Regions from separate parts of the Homo sapiens genome. Here region 1 is linked to region 2. The links are chromatin loops, found by intact Hi-C in ENCODE. Cell type or tissue: endothelial cell of umbilical vein. All regions are shown on one strand. Each heading gives the region's core, and the rest is flanking DNA. Links, peaks and the distances in the headings are about the cores only. Region 1 overlaps SHOC1 (shortage in chiasmata 1). Region 2 has its middle 26 kb from the start of MIR4668.

The links. A loop is a pair of places that touch in the nucleus more often than their neighbours do. Peaks named below come from ENCODE experiments on the same cell type or tissue, not always from the same donor. Only the 100,000 strongest peaks of a DNase experiment are listed, where the experiment ranks them.
Region 1: it touches region 2 in a loop (8-fold over the local background); 2 of 110 quality-filtered maps call a loop at or near these places.

What each region holds. Positions count from the first base shown.
Region 1 is chr9:111,757,853-111,762,852 of GRCh38, reverse strand. It overlaps SHOC1 (shortage in chiasmata 1), which reads left to right. Exons shown (of 28, transcript NM_001378211.1): 6 at 4,005-4,158; 7 at 4,658-4,769. Among named protein-coding and RNA genes, the nearest start is that of SHOC1, 35 kb to the left of the region's middle. In endothelial cell of umbilical vein, for the core only: a CTCF peak has its summit at 2,610 (motif pointing left); a DNase peak (open chromatin) is centred at 2,582; H3K27ac peaks cover 1,260 bases.
Region 2 is chr9:111,954,666-111,961,741 of GRCh38, reverse strand. No RefSeq gene overlaps it. Among named protein-coding and RNA genes, the nearest start is that of MIR4668, 26 kb to the right of the region's middle. RefSeq lists an enhancer at 5,292-5,361. In endothelial cell of umbilical vein, for the core only: no CTCF peak of the experiment used is centred there; DNase peaks (open chromatin) are centred at 1,531, 1,901 and 3,471; H3K27ac peaks cover 3,228 bases.

The DNA of each region.
Region 1 (5,000 bases), core at 1-5,000, 200 kb after region 2:
TAAAACCGCTAGAACTTTGTTCGGTAGAAGCATGATGGTTGCTATCTTATTTCTGATGGTAAAGAAAATGCTTCTAACATTTCATGTGTATGTCATTTTCAATGGTGAAATATTAGAAGCATTTCCTTTAGTGGGTTGAGGAAGATTCCTTCTGTTCCTAGTTTGATAACAGCTTTTAATCATGAATGAGGATTGAATTTTATGTTTTTCTACATAGGTTAAGATATCTACATCTTAAATATATAGAATGTCCCTTTACTAAAAACTCATAATTCTATAATTCAAAGATAAATTGTTTTACTATTGTGATCATACTATATATACATGATATTATTTTTAAATATTAACATGATCTTGGGAATATTTTATTTTATGCTTGATTTTTCCACAAAAGCGTGTCTTTTTCTTTTTCTTTCTTTCTTTTTTTTTAAATTGAGACTCTGTTTCTCAGGCTGGAGTATAGTGGTGCAATCACAGCTCACTGCAGCCTTGAAACCCCCGGGCTCAAGTGATCCTCCTGTCTTAGCCTCCTAAGTAGCTGAGACCATAGCTGTGCCACCATGCCTGACTAATTTTTAATTTTTTTGTAGAGACAAGATGTCCCTATGTTGTCCAGGCTGGTCTCAAACTTCTAGGCTCAAGCAATCCTCCCACCTCAGCCTTCCAAAGTGCTGGGATTACAGGTGTGAGCCACCGTGCTAGACAAAAGCATGGCTTTTAATGACTGCAGTTTTTAATCTTATGTACATATCACACATTTCCAAATTTGAGACCACTAATGTTTTTAATTTCAAATATGTATATAAATATGTATTCTTATTTCCAATTATTTCCTTGGCATGAATTCCTAGAAATTGATCTATTTAGTATAAGTGCTTTTTTAGCTATATGTCCACTAGTATGGTATGAGAATGCCCTGTTTATGCCAGTATTATCATCATTGAATATATTACTGCTGATGTTGTGGTAATACATTTAAACCAATGTGATGGGCAAAAAAATTATATTTTTACTTACATCTTTAAAATTACTGGTGATCTCTGTTATTGACAAGCTGGGCATAAAAAAGTAAATTAATAGAATTACTGGTCTTTATTGGCCATCTGCATCTTTTTGTTTTGTGAAATGATTTTCTCTTTTGTTTATATTTTGACATATATTTTATCTTTATATGTAAAGGTATTAACTCCAAATATATTTAACTTGAACCTAACCAATTCTGCCAATTGTTTTCTTTTATGGTTTCTTTCATTCCTTTTATACTTAGAAAATTCTTTCTTAATTAGATAAATACTTGTTTGTATTTTCTTGAAGGTGCATGAGGTTTGTTTGTTTGTTTGTTTTTTGTTCTAAGATGGAGTCTTGCTCTGTGGCCCAGGCTGGAGTGCAGTGGTGTGATCTCAGCTAACTGCAACCTCCACCTCCCAGGTTCAAGTGATTCTCCTGCCTCAGCCTCCCGAGTAGCTGGGATTACAGGTCCCCACCACCAAGCCCGGCTAATTTTTGTATTTTTAGTAGAGAGGGGGTTTCGCCATGTAGGCCAGGCTGGTCTCGAACTTCTGACATCCAGTGATCTGCCCACTTCAGCCTCCCAAAGTGCTGGGATTACAGGCATGAGCCACCAGGCCCAGCTGAAGGTGCCTAGTTTTATTTTAGATTTTGATGTATGTTTAAAAGTAGGAATAAAAATCTTTTTCCAAGTGTTTTTGATAATTGCCCCAATATCATTTATGAAATAGTCCTTTCTTTCCCACTGATTAGAAATGCCACTCACATTATATATTAAATCCTTAACCACATTAGAATTCATTTCTGGATTTTCTATTATGATCTATTTTGCCTATTATTGTGTCAGTATCATATAATTTTAACTATTAAATGTATAATTATAATATATAAATAATCTCCTATTTTATTACTTTTTTCTACTCTCATAACTATATTCTTCCAGATTTACTTTGTAATCACTTTTCCAAGTTCTAAAACAGACCTCTTGAAATGGTAATGGGATCCTTTAAAATTTTACCATAGTTAGTCTTTCTAGCTAGGAAAGTGTTTTTTATCTTGCCTTTTTTTCAAATTTTTAAAAAAATGATCTTCAATAAAGTTCTATCATTTCCTGCATATACTTTCTGAATATTTTTATGTTTAGTCCTTGATAGTTCACAAATTGGTATTTTTATGTTTTTTCCATTAATTTTTATGACCAAGTTTTTATATATTAAAAAAAAACATTAATTGTATAATTTTTATCAGATAACTTAGTGAACTCTTTTGTTTTCATTTCATTATCTTGAATTTTCTAGGGAGACAAAAGTGTCCTTTGTAAAGAATAAACCTCTCTTCTTTCATATTAGTAGACCTTTTTCTGCTTCTTTTCATAGTTAACTAGCCAAAATTTTGTTTCCTGGTGACAATTTAATATTCCTCTACAATAGAAGAAAACAGTCTCCTTATATCTGTATAGTACATGTATTAGCTGTAGTAAAATAAGAACTCCAGGGCATGCTGTATAACTCAAAGAAAGTAAGGAAGTGGCACTCTTGCTATAAACAACCTTGGTAGAATTACAAAGAATATTAGTTGTGGTGTGATGCTGCCCTCAAGTGGTTTCATCAAAAAAGGGTGGATGGAAAACAAGACCATATAACTGACTTCAGATGTCAGCCATTTAGTTCCAGAAATATCCAGAATGAGGCTGTAGATAGGGAAGATGGCTGGAGGATCTGTTTAGAAGCAGAAGGTGGATATAGGATATAAATTAATGCTGTTTGGGTTTTTACTATTAATGTGATTTCATTAATACTTACAGAATGGATTATACCAGTAAACCATATTTAACTGTCTCAGATAAGCCCTCCTTAGACATGGAATTGATTGACTAACTTCCTTTGGTGTGTCATGGGAAGCTTTTGGCCATGAGATTGTCAGGAACTTAAGTTCAGATAAATCTCTTTTAGGAAGCTAGTTCATACCACAAGTTCTCTTAAGGCATATCAAGTTAGCACCAAGCAAAGGGATGTTCCCTTGCTGCCTGCATACCAATTATGTAGTTAACCGTGGGAGACATTACTACCTGAAAACTCCGTACTATTCTTTTCTTATGCCATTCAGCGTCACTTAACCGAAAAGTCAATACCCAGGATGAGAAACCATTGCTCTCCCTTCAGGATGGCTTTCTTTTTTGGGAACTTGGCTTTTTGAGTAGTTCTTCATCTGAGCTTATATTTTTCTTTTTCTCTTTCTACTCAAAAACTTATTGAAGAATTGGGGGCAAGTTTATGTTCCTTCCTGTGACTTAGAAACTGTTAAAGCTGTTAGACAGCTAGCCAAGATTCTAAAGAAACCCAGACAAGGCAGGGTGGAGACCGAGAGGAGAAATTTATTCCAGAAATTAACTGTTAGCAGTAGTGTTTCTTAATACATAAGCTATATCATACTCCTCAAGTAGATTCTTTGCTTAAAACTTTCACTGTAAATAATTTTATAGCAACCATGTGAATAACTTAAGAATAATAGAATCAGTCTCATTTGTAGGCACTGTAGACCATCTCCATTCCCTACATGTCAGAGACTCTGGGGGATGAATTGGAGATATTAAGAGGTAAAATGATGCAGAGAAGACCAAGGTCAGCAGAAGTCAAATACTTCTATTTCTTTAAAATTTTGCTTAGGCTACGCCTGGCTATTTTGAAGTGTAAGTCCATAAGATATTTTCCTCCATTGATTAATCTTTATTGATAAAGTATTAGCCGTTACAGCTCTTTTGGGATATTTGGCTATTCCTCGGTGTCCTAGATAATACTAAAATTTATTGTACTTTTGCCTTTGTTCCAGAACTATGCTACATGCTCTATATGCACAGTACAATGAAGAGCTACAGAGTTTAAAATGTGATTGAAAAACCCAGCTGTATCTAATGACTGATTACATTAACTATCTAGATCTCTTTGGATAACTTTTTGTTTTTTTCTTATTCCTTTATATTTCTTATTTCTTTTCAGATTTATTTATTGATGATAAAGGAATACTTTTTGTAAGTAGTAGAAAACACCTACCAACTTTGCCTACTCTCTTGAGTAGACTAAAACTGTTTTTGGTAAAGGATCCTCTTTTAGATTTCAAAGGACAGATCTTCACAGAAGCTAATTTTTCCAGGTACTTACTTAATTGACCAATGCTGTAAATATTTTTAAGAGGTGAAAATGTTTTAGTATGATCACAAGCTTAGATGTTATCAACAATGTTTTTTTTTGTTTTGTTTTGAGATGAGTCTTGCTCTGTCGCCCAGGCTGGAGTACAATGGCGCAATCTCGGCTCACTGCAACCTCCGCCTCCTGGGCACATGCGATTCTCCTGCCTCAGCCTTGCTGAGACTACAGGCGTGCGCCACTGTGCCCAGCTAATTTTTGTATTTTTAGTAGAGACATGGTTTCACCATGTTGGCCAGGCTGGTCTTGAACTCCTGACCTCAGGTGATCCACCCGCCTCGGCCTCCCAAAGTGCTGGGATTACAGGCGTGAGCCACTGCACCCGGCCAATAACTTTTATCATCGTTTTACCTCAACTTTAATTTTAATGATTATGTGTTTTGGTTGGCTACATTTAGTATGTAACTTGCTTTTAGTAAACACTAATTAATGTATTTTTTTTTAAGGGAATGTTTCTCTCTTCAAGAAACTTTGGAAGCTTTTGTGAAAGAAGATTTTTGTATGGATAAAGTGAACTTTTGTCAAGAGAAACTAGAAGATACAATATGTTTAAATGAGGTTGTAATACTGGCTTTCAATAATATTTTAGTAAAAGTAGTGAGGCACATTTTTGTAAAATTTGTGTAATATACATTGTCTACAATTGTCAAATTAAAAAGATTTTATAATGGAATGAACATGTATCAATTAAGAAGTCAAATTTACTTCTAAATAGTGGTTCTCAGCCTTGGCTGTATGTTGGAATTACCTGAATAGTTAAAAAAAAATGTTGAAGCCTGAGATATATTC
Region 2 (7,076 bases), core at 1,121-6,120:
GTGCTCAATGAATGTTGGCTGAAGAAATAAATAACTTGACCAAAAAACTAAACAGAGTCTCCCGTAATAAAATTGGGGTCAAGATAGAGACATCTTAGCTGCATGCTAGCGCAATGAAAATTTTAAAAACAAACAAACAAAAAGAAAAGAAAAGAAATAAAGAAAAAAGAATCAATGTCAAGTTGGAGGGAATTTTCTAAGACTGGAAAAAAAAAAAAAAAACTCTGCCCTTGGTCCTGTGAGTCTTGAGTAATCTTTGCCAATGTAAAGTCCTGTTCTTGGATTAAATGAGAACTAAAGTAACAAAGCAAATTATAAAATGCAGGGTGGGGTGGAGGTAGGAGAACATAGCAGCATGAGGTGTGAAAAGTGAATCTCACTATTCCAAACTGGCCAGAAGATGATTAATGCATTGTGCCCAGATCCAGGTGTCACACAGTTGAGCATTCAAAGAAGAGTCACTAGAGTGATGGAAAACCAAAACTTGCCAGATGAGGCTTGACAGAGGAATTATGAGTGTTTTCATTGGAGAAGACTCAAATGAGTGTGAGGTTGACCCCAAATATTTGAATGATTATCACATTGATAGGGCCATCACACTGCCCAACTCCAGGGACACTGTTTACACAGTAGTCTACGTGAAAAGCAGCAGACGCCCACAGCTGAGCAATGTGCAGTCTGTACAACTGAAAGCACTTGTCCTGCATATGGCAAGGTATCACTATTTCAAATAGTAGAAGCCCCTGAGAATTATGTTTCAGCTCAATTTCGGCAAGACCCTCAGAACTGCTGAAGAAGATCCCTCTTGCCTTCGATGGATTCAAAACAGAGGCTGAATGGCCCATGTCTTAGAGGTGGCATAGGAAATTCTGACAACAGAAATTCTGAAGGAGGGTTTTTTGTTTGGTTTGGTTTGGGGTTTGTATTTTTTTTTTTTTGTTTGTTTTTTTTGTTTGCTTGTTTGTTTGTTTTTTTTGAGACAGAGTCTCACTCTGTCGCACAGGCTGGAGTGCAGTGACGCAATCTTGGCTCACTGCAACCTCTGTCTCCCAGGTTCAAGCCATTCTCTTGCCTCAGCCTCCTGAGTAGCTGGGACTACAGACACGTGCCACCATGCCCGGCTAATTGAAGGAAGGTTTTCTTGGATGACTTTTTACATTTTTCTAACTCTGAGATTCACTAGTCCCAGAGATAGAAATTGTCATTTATGGAGCTTCTACTTGTACTAGCTACTGTGTTGGGAGCTTTATGTATCTAATTTAATGTAATATTCAGAACAGCCCTACAATGTGGATATTATATTTACAGATAAGAAATTGAGACTCACATATTAATTCTTTGTCTGTAGTCATTCAATTATTGAGAAATTTAGCCAGGATTTAAAGCTGAGAGTATATGATTCCTTTGTTCTTCCTGGAACACTGGGGATTGGAAGGAAAGCTCGCCACCTGCCAACCCCCCATCCCAGAACTTTTGATTGGCAATGTGACAAGTCTCAACAGTGGTGGTCATGTCTTATAGGCAAGACTTCATACATTGCCTGAGCTGATGACTCAGGCTGAAGACCTCCCCCTCTAGCCTTGGGATACCTAGTGCATGGGATCAGACTCTTGCTTTGCTTCTTGCCTTGGGCTGTCATCACATATTCACAATGCCCTGAAGAAAAGGAAGATGCTCAGGAAAACGTAGCCTCTGACCGAATCCTCCTCTCTAGACTGAAGGTTGCGAGTCAGATGGTTCTTTATCCTTCCTCTCCACCTACTACACTGAAACTCCGGTCTTGACAGTGACTCTGTGGCTCACAATCAGCCCCAGGATTGCTTGCTTGCATGGAGCCAGTGACAGACTGGAGCCAGTCCCTGGGAGCTACCAAGCAGCTGACAAACTGGGAAGCGTGATCTTTGACTCATTCATCCATTACCCAACTAATCAGCACTGCATAGCTTGGGTGTTCACAGTGTGTCACCGCACACCAGAGCCACACCTCTCCATGGCTGGAACAGCTTGCCTTGCTGGCTCCTGAAGCATTTAGAGGATGTTTGTTGACTGGGAAGAACCAGTGCCTTGACTATTACCTAATGAGCTGTATCCACCAGTCATGTAACTCTCCAGTGTGAGAATTTGGTTGTGGGCTGATGTTGTGTCTTGGGCAATTACTTTGGATTTATCTGGAGCCACCCCTGTTGACAGTGGCTAGCACTCACACCTAGGATTAAAGTCTACTTATTATCAGAGGGCAAACACCTGTCCTCACAGTGAACACAACTACAATTACAGTCAGGGATTCATATCTCATTCTCTTTCAGCCTCTCAAGTGCACAATTTATTTTTGGCCTTGCTATTTTTCTGTCTGAATTATTTCCCTGCTATCCAGGCACTCCAGAACCCAACATTATTCTGTTCCATCCCACCACCACCATTATTGTCATGTCTGTAAATACACCATCGAACCATAAAAATTGGCACTACAGACAAGACAATGCACAGAAGGCTTGTCCAACATAAAACAGAAACTGCCATGATGTTTCAACTCAATATCGTATCCTCCCCCACCTTAAATGAAGAGCTGTTGTAATGTGTGGCACAAACAATGGTAAGAAATTGGTAAAAGGCGGTACTTATCTTTATTTTTCTAGAAGATTCTAACATTGTCTTGGAATTCACCAACCTCAAAACTTTGTAAAGACATCATAATGAAATGCTGAAAGTGACTGAAAAAGGGCTGTACTACACACTAGTTAAAAAAAACCCACAGTGAGGCCGGGAGCAGTGGCTTACGTCTGTAATCCCAGCACTTTGGGAGGCTGAGGCGGGCGGATCACCTGAGGTAAGGAGTTGGAGACCAGCCTGGCCAACATGGTGAAACCCCGTTTCTACTAAAAATACAAAAATTAGCCTGGCATGATGGCAGGAGCCTGTAATCCCAGTTACTTAGAAGGCTGAGGTGGGAGAATCACTTGAACCCAGGAAGCAGAGGTTACAGTGAGCCAAGATTGTGACACTGCACTCCAGCCTGAGCGACAAGAGTGACATTCTGTCTCAAAAAGCAAAAAAAAAAAACAAAAAACCCACAGTGGGTTCTGATCTCCAACTCCTGCTCCTCTTCAGATGATGCCAGTGATTACCCTAAACCAGTGGGGCAGGTTGGGTCTAATTGTTTGTGGGCAGCCCATGTCTCCTGGTCTCACACAGGATGCCCTGCACTGGGATGTCTGCCTGTTTCTATAGGATCTTATTACTCAGCATCATCTTTCTGCACAAGCTGAAGCTGCAGTGTTTGGATGCTGAGTCTGAGAATAGCTGAGTGAGGCTGAATGCTCTGAATCTCCAACCCGAGGGCTGTGAGCATGTAATCTGCTGGGATTTTTCTCCTCTAGTGACTGTATTCATATATGTGGTGGCCAAGAAAAGGAGGTTTAAAGCCCCTCTGTCTGGAGGAGTTCCTTCCTGCTTGAGATCGGAACTGAAAATGACTCCTCCATGTGCACAATGCTCTGGTATTTCCTGGGCAACAGTGTTACATGCTTCTGCAGCAAGAGTAACTTGAGATACTGCTTTTTAATCACTTCTTGCCCAATATCTCATATTACACAGTCATAATCCTCTCATACTCATTCATCAGAAAGCAGAACAGTTGGTGAATAGCTTGAGTTCTTCAACTGCAATCTGTAAGGGATATAGTGAGGTGGTATTTGTGTCGTTTTATTGGAGAAATCAGGGGAAGGTTTGACTGGGGAGATATCACCTACCTACATCATTTTCTTTCTTTCTTTCTTTCTTTCTTTTCTTTCTTTCTTTCTTTCTTTCTTCTTTCTTTCTTTCTTTCTTTTTTCTTCCTTTCTTCCTTTCTTTTCTTCTTTCCTTCCTTCCTTCCTTTCTCTCTTTCTTTCTTTCTTTTTCTTCCTTCCTTCCTTTTTTTTTTTTTTGTTAAGACTGAGTCTCACTCTGTTGCTCAGGCTGGAGTGCAGTGGCACAATCTCAGCTCACTGCAACCTCTACCTACCAGGTTCAAGTGATTTTCCTGACTCAGCCTCCCAGGTAGCTGGGATTACAGGCATATGCCACCACATCCAGCTAATTTTTATATTTTTAGTAGAGACAGGGTTTCACCCTGTTGGCCAGGCTGGTCTTGAACTCCTGGCTTTAAGTGATCCACGCACCTCGGCCTCCCAAAATGCTGGATTACAGGCGTGAGCCACCGTGCTCAGTCATTGACTACAGCAGGAGACATCTCATATCGTGGGCTGCAGAGAATTCCAAAGAATGCTACTTCCTCATTAGAGCCATCTTTAATGGATATTCCCTGAAAGAAAAAGATTAAAGTTCAGTTTGCTACATGTACATCTGTAGAATGAATTCCTAGAAGTAGAACTGTTAGGTCAAAAGGCATGTGTATTTATTTATTTATTTTTTATTTATTTTTTTTTTTTTTGAGACAGAGTCTGGCTCTGTCACCCAGGCTGGAGTGCAGTGGCACGATCTCGGCTCACTGCAAGCTCCGCCTCCCGGGTTCACGCCATTCTCCTGCCTCAGCCTCCCAAGTAGCTGGGACTACAGGCGCCCGCCACCACGCCTGGCTAATTTTTGTTTTTTTTTGTATTTTTAGTAGAGACAGGGTTTCACCGTGTTAGCCGGGATGGTCTCGATCTCCTGACCTCGTGATCTGCCCGCCTTGGCCTCCCAAAGTGGGCATGTGTATTTATAATTTTCATACAGAGTTTGTGCCAATTTCTGCTTCCACCAGCAAATGTAGGAGAGTGCTCACTTTCCCACACTTTTGTAAATAAAATGGGCTTTCAAACTTTGCCAACTTTATAGGTGAAAAAATACGTTTGTGCCTAACTGTGAAAAATTCATCCTTTTGTCACTGGAGACTTTTTGGAAGAGAGGATTGGGTCCTGCCAATGTTTCCTTGTGGTTTACTTGTACCTCCCAGGGTCCTGAAGAAAAATGGGGGTAGGCCAGGAGCAGTGGCTCATGCCTGTAATCCCAGCACTTTGGGAGGCCAAGGTGGGCGGATCACTCGAGGTAAGGAGTTCGAGACCAGTCTGGCAAACATGGCAAAACCCCGTCTCTACTAAAAATACATATATTAGTCGGGCATGGTGGTGGGTGCCTGTAATCCCAGCTACTGGGGAGGCTGAGGCATGAGAATTGCTTGAACCTGGGAGGTAGAGGTTGCGGTGAGCTAAGATTGTGCCACTGTACTCCAGCCTGGGTGACAGAGCGAAAAGCCTTCTTTTATTTTTCTCCAAAAGAAAAAGCAAAGAAAAGAAAAGAAAAATGGGGGTAGAAGAGAGCAAGGAGATCAGGGAGAAGGAGAGAGGAGAGGAGTAGCAGAGAGCAGAAAAGGGGTGAGGAGCTGGGCACGGTGGCTCATGCCTGTAATCTCAGCACTTTGGGAGGCTGAGGTGGGTGGATCACGAGGTCACGAGTTCGAGACCAGCCTGACCAATATGGGGAAACCCCGTCTCTACTAAAAGTACAAAAATTAGCCAGGCATGGTGGCATGAGCCTGTAATCCCAGCTACTCAGTAGGCTGAGGCAGGAGAATTGCTTGAACCTGGGAGGCAGAGGTTGCAGTAAGCTGAGATTGCACAACTGTAATCCAGCCTGGGTGACAGAGCGAGAGACTCCATCTCAAAAAAAAAAAAAAAAAAAAAAAAAAAAAAAAGAAAAGAAAAAAAGAAAGAAGGAAAGAAAAGAAAAGGGGTGAGGAGGGTGAGGAAGTAGAGTAGAAGTAGGTTGGGGCAATCAGAGTGTAACTAGAGGTTATAGTTCCCAGCTAATCAGGTATGTTCTTGTTTTCTCTCCATTTGACTTATCTCCACCCATCAACACACCTATTTTCTACCCAGGTGCTTTACTTCCTGTGAGCAGAGAGTTGTGTTGTAGGTGCTCAGTCATCTTGACCGCTCATGACATTCTCAGATCTCAAGACAGACACTAGACATGGATGTACCTACTGCCCAAGGAGTCCTTTCTAGGAGGGCCGGGGGGAAAAAAGTGGAGGGAGTTGTTAGGGTAAACAGTGAGGCTTCTAACGCTGCAACACTGATTATTTGGGATGGGAGAAATGACCACAGTGAATTCTGGGCTAATCAAAAAGACCTCAGGTCTTACAACTGGGAGATAAAAACTAGTGGATCAAAAGTTTTAGTACTAATTTACACAGTTTGTGCAGAGTGCAATTGCCAGAGGAAAAGCTAATCTGTTAGGATCTTTGGGTTGTAAGGTACAGAGAGGTTTATCCAGATTGCTTTGAACATTGATGGTTTATGAAGGTACACGTATAAGGCAGAGTGCTGGCCATACAGCCAGGTCTCTAATGAACCTTTATGCAGCTCAACAACTATCCTCCCCCATCCCCCGGGCCTAGAACATAGTTTGATAATGGGAAGATTACACAGCAGGGATCCCCAACCAGTACCCGTCTGTGGCCTGTTAGGAGCTGGGCAGCACAGGAGGAGGTGAGCAGCAGGTGAGCAAACAAAGCTCCATCTGCATTTACAGCCCTGCTCCATCACTCACATTACCACCTGAGCTCTGCCTTCTGTCAGCTCAGCGGCAGCATTAGATTCTCATAGGAGCGCAAACCCTATTGTGAACTGCGCGTGGGAGAGATCTAAGTTGAGCTCCTCATGGGAATCTAATGCCTGATGATCTGCCACTCTTTCCCATCACCCCCAGATGGGACCGTCTAGTCGTAGGAAAACAAGCTCAGGGATCCCACTGAGTCCATATTATGGTGAGTTGTATAATTATTTCATTATATATGACAATGTCAGAATAATAGAAATAAAGGCTGGGCACAGTGGTTCACACTTGTAATCCCAGCACTTTGGGAGGCCAAGGCAGGTGGATCACCTGAGGTCAGGAGTTCGAGACCAGCCTGACCAACATGGTCAAAACCCGTTTCTACTAAAAATACATAAATTAGTCGGGCGTGGTGGCAGGTTCCTGTAATCCCAGCTACTTGGGAGTCTGAGGCAGGAGAATCACTTGAACCCGGGAGGTGGAGGTTGCAGTGAGCCGAGATCATGCCACTGCACTCCAGCGTGGATGGCAGAGACTCC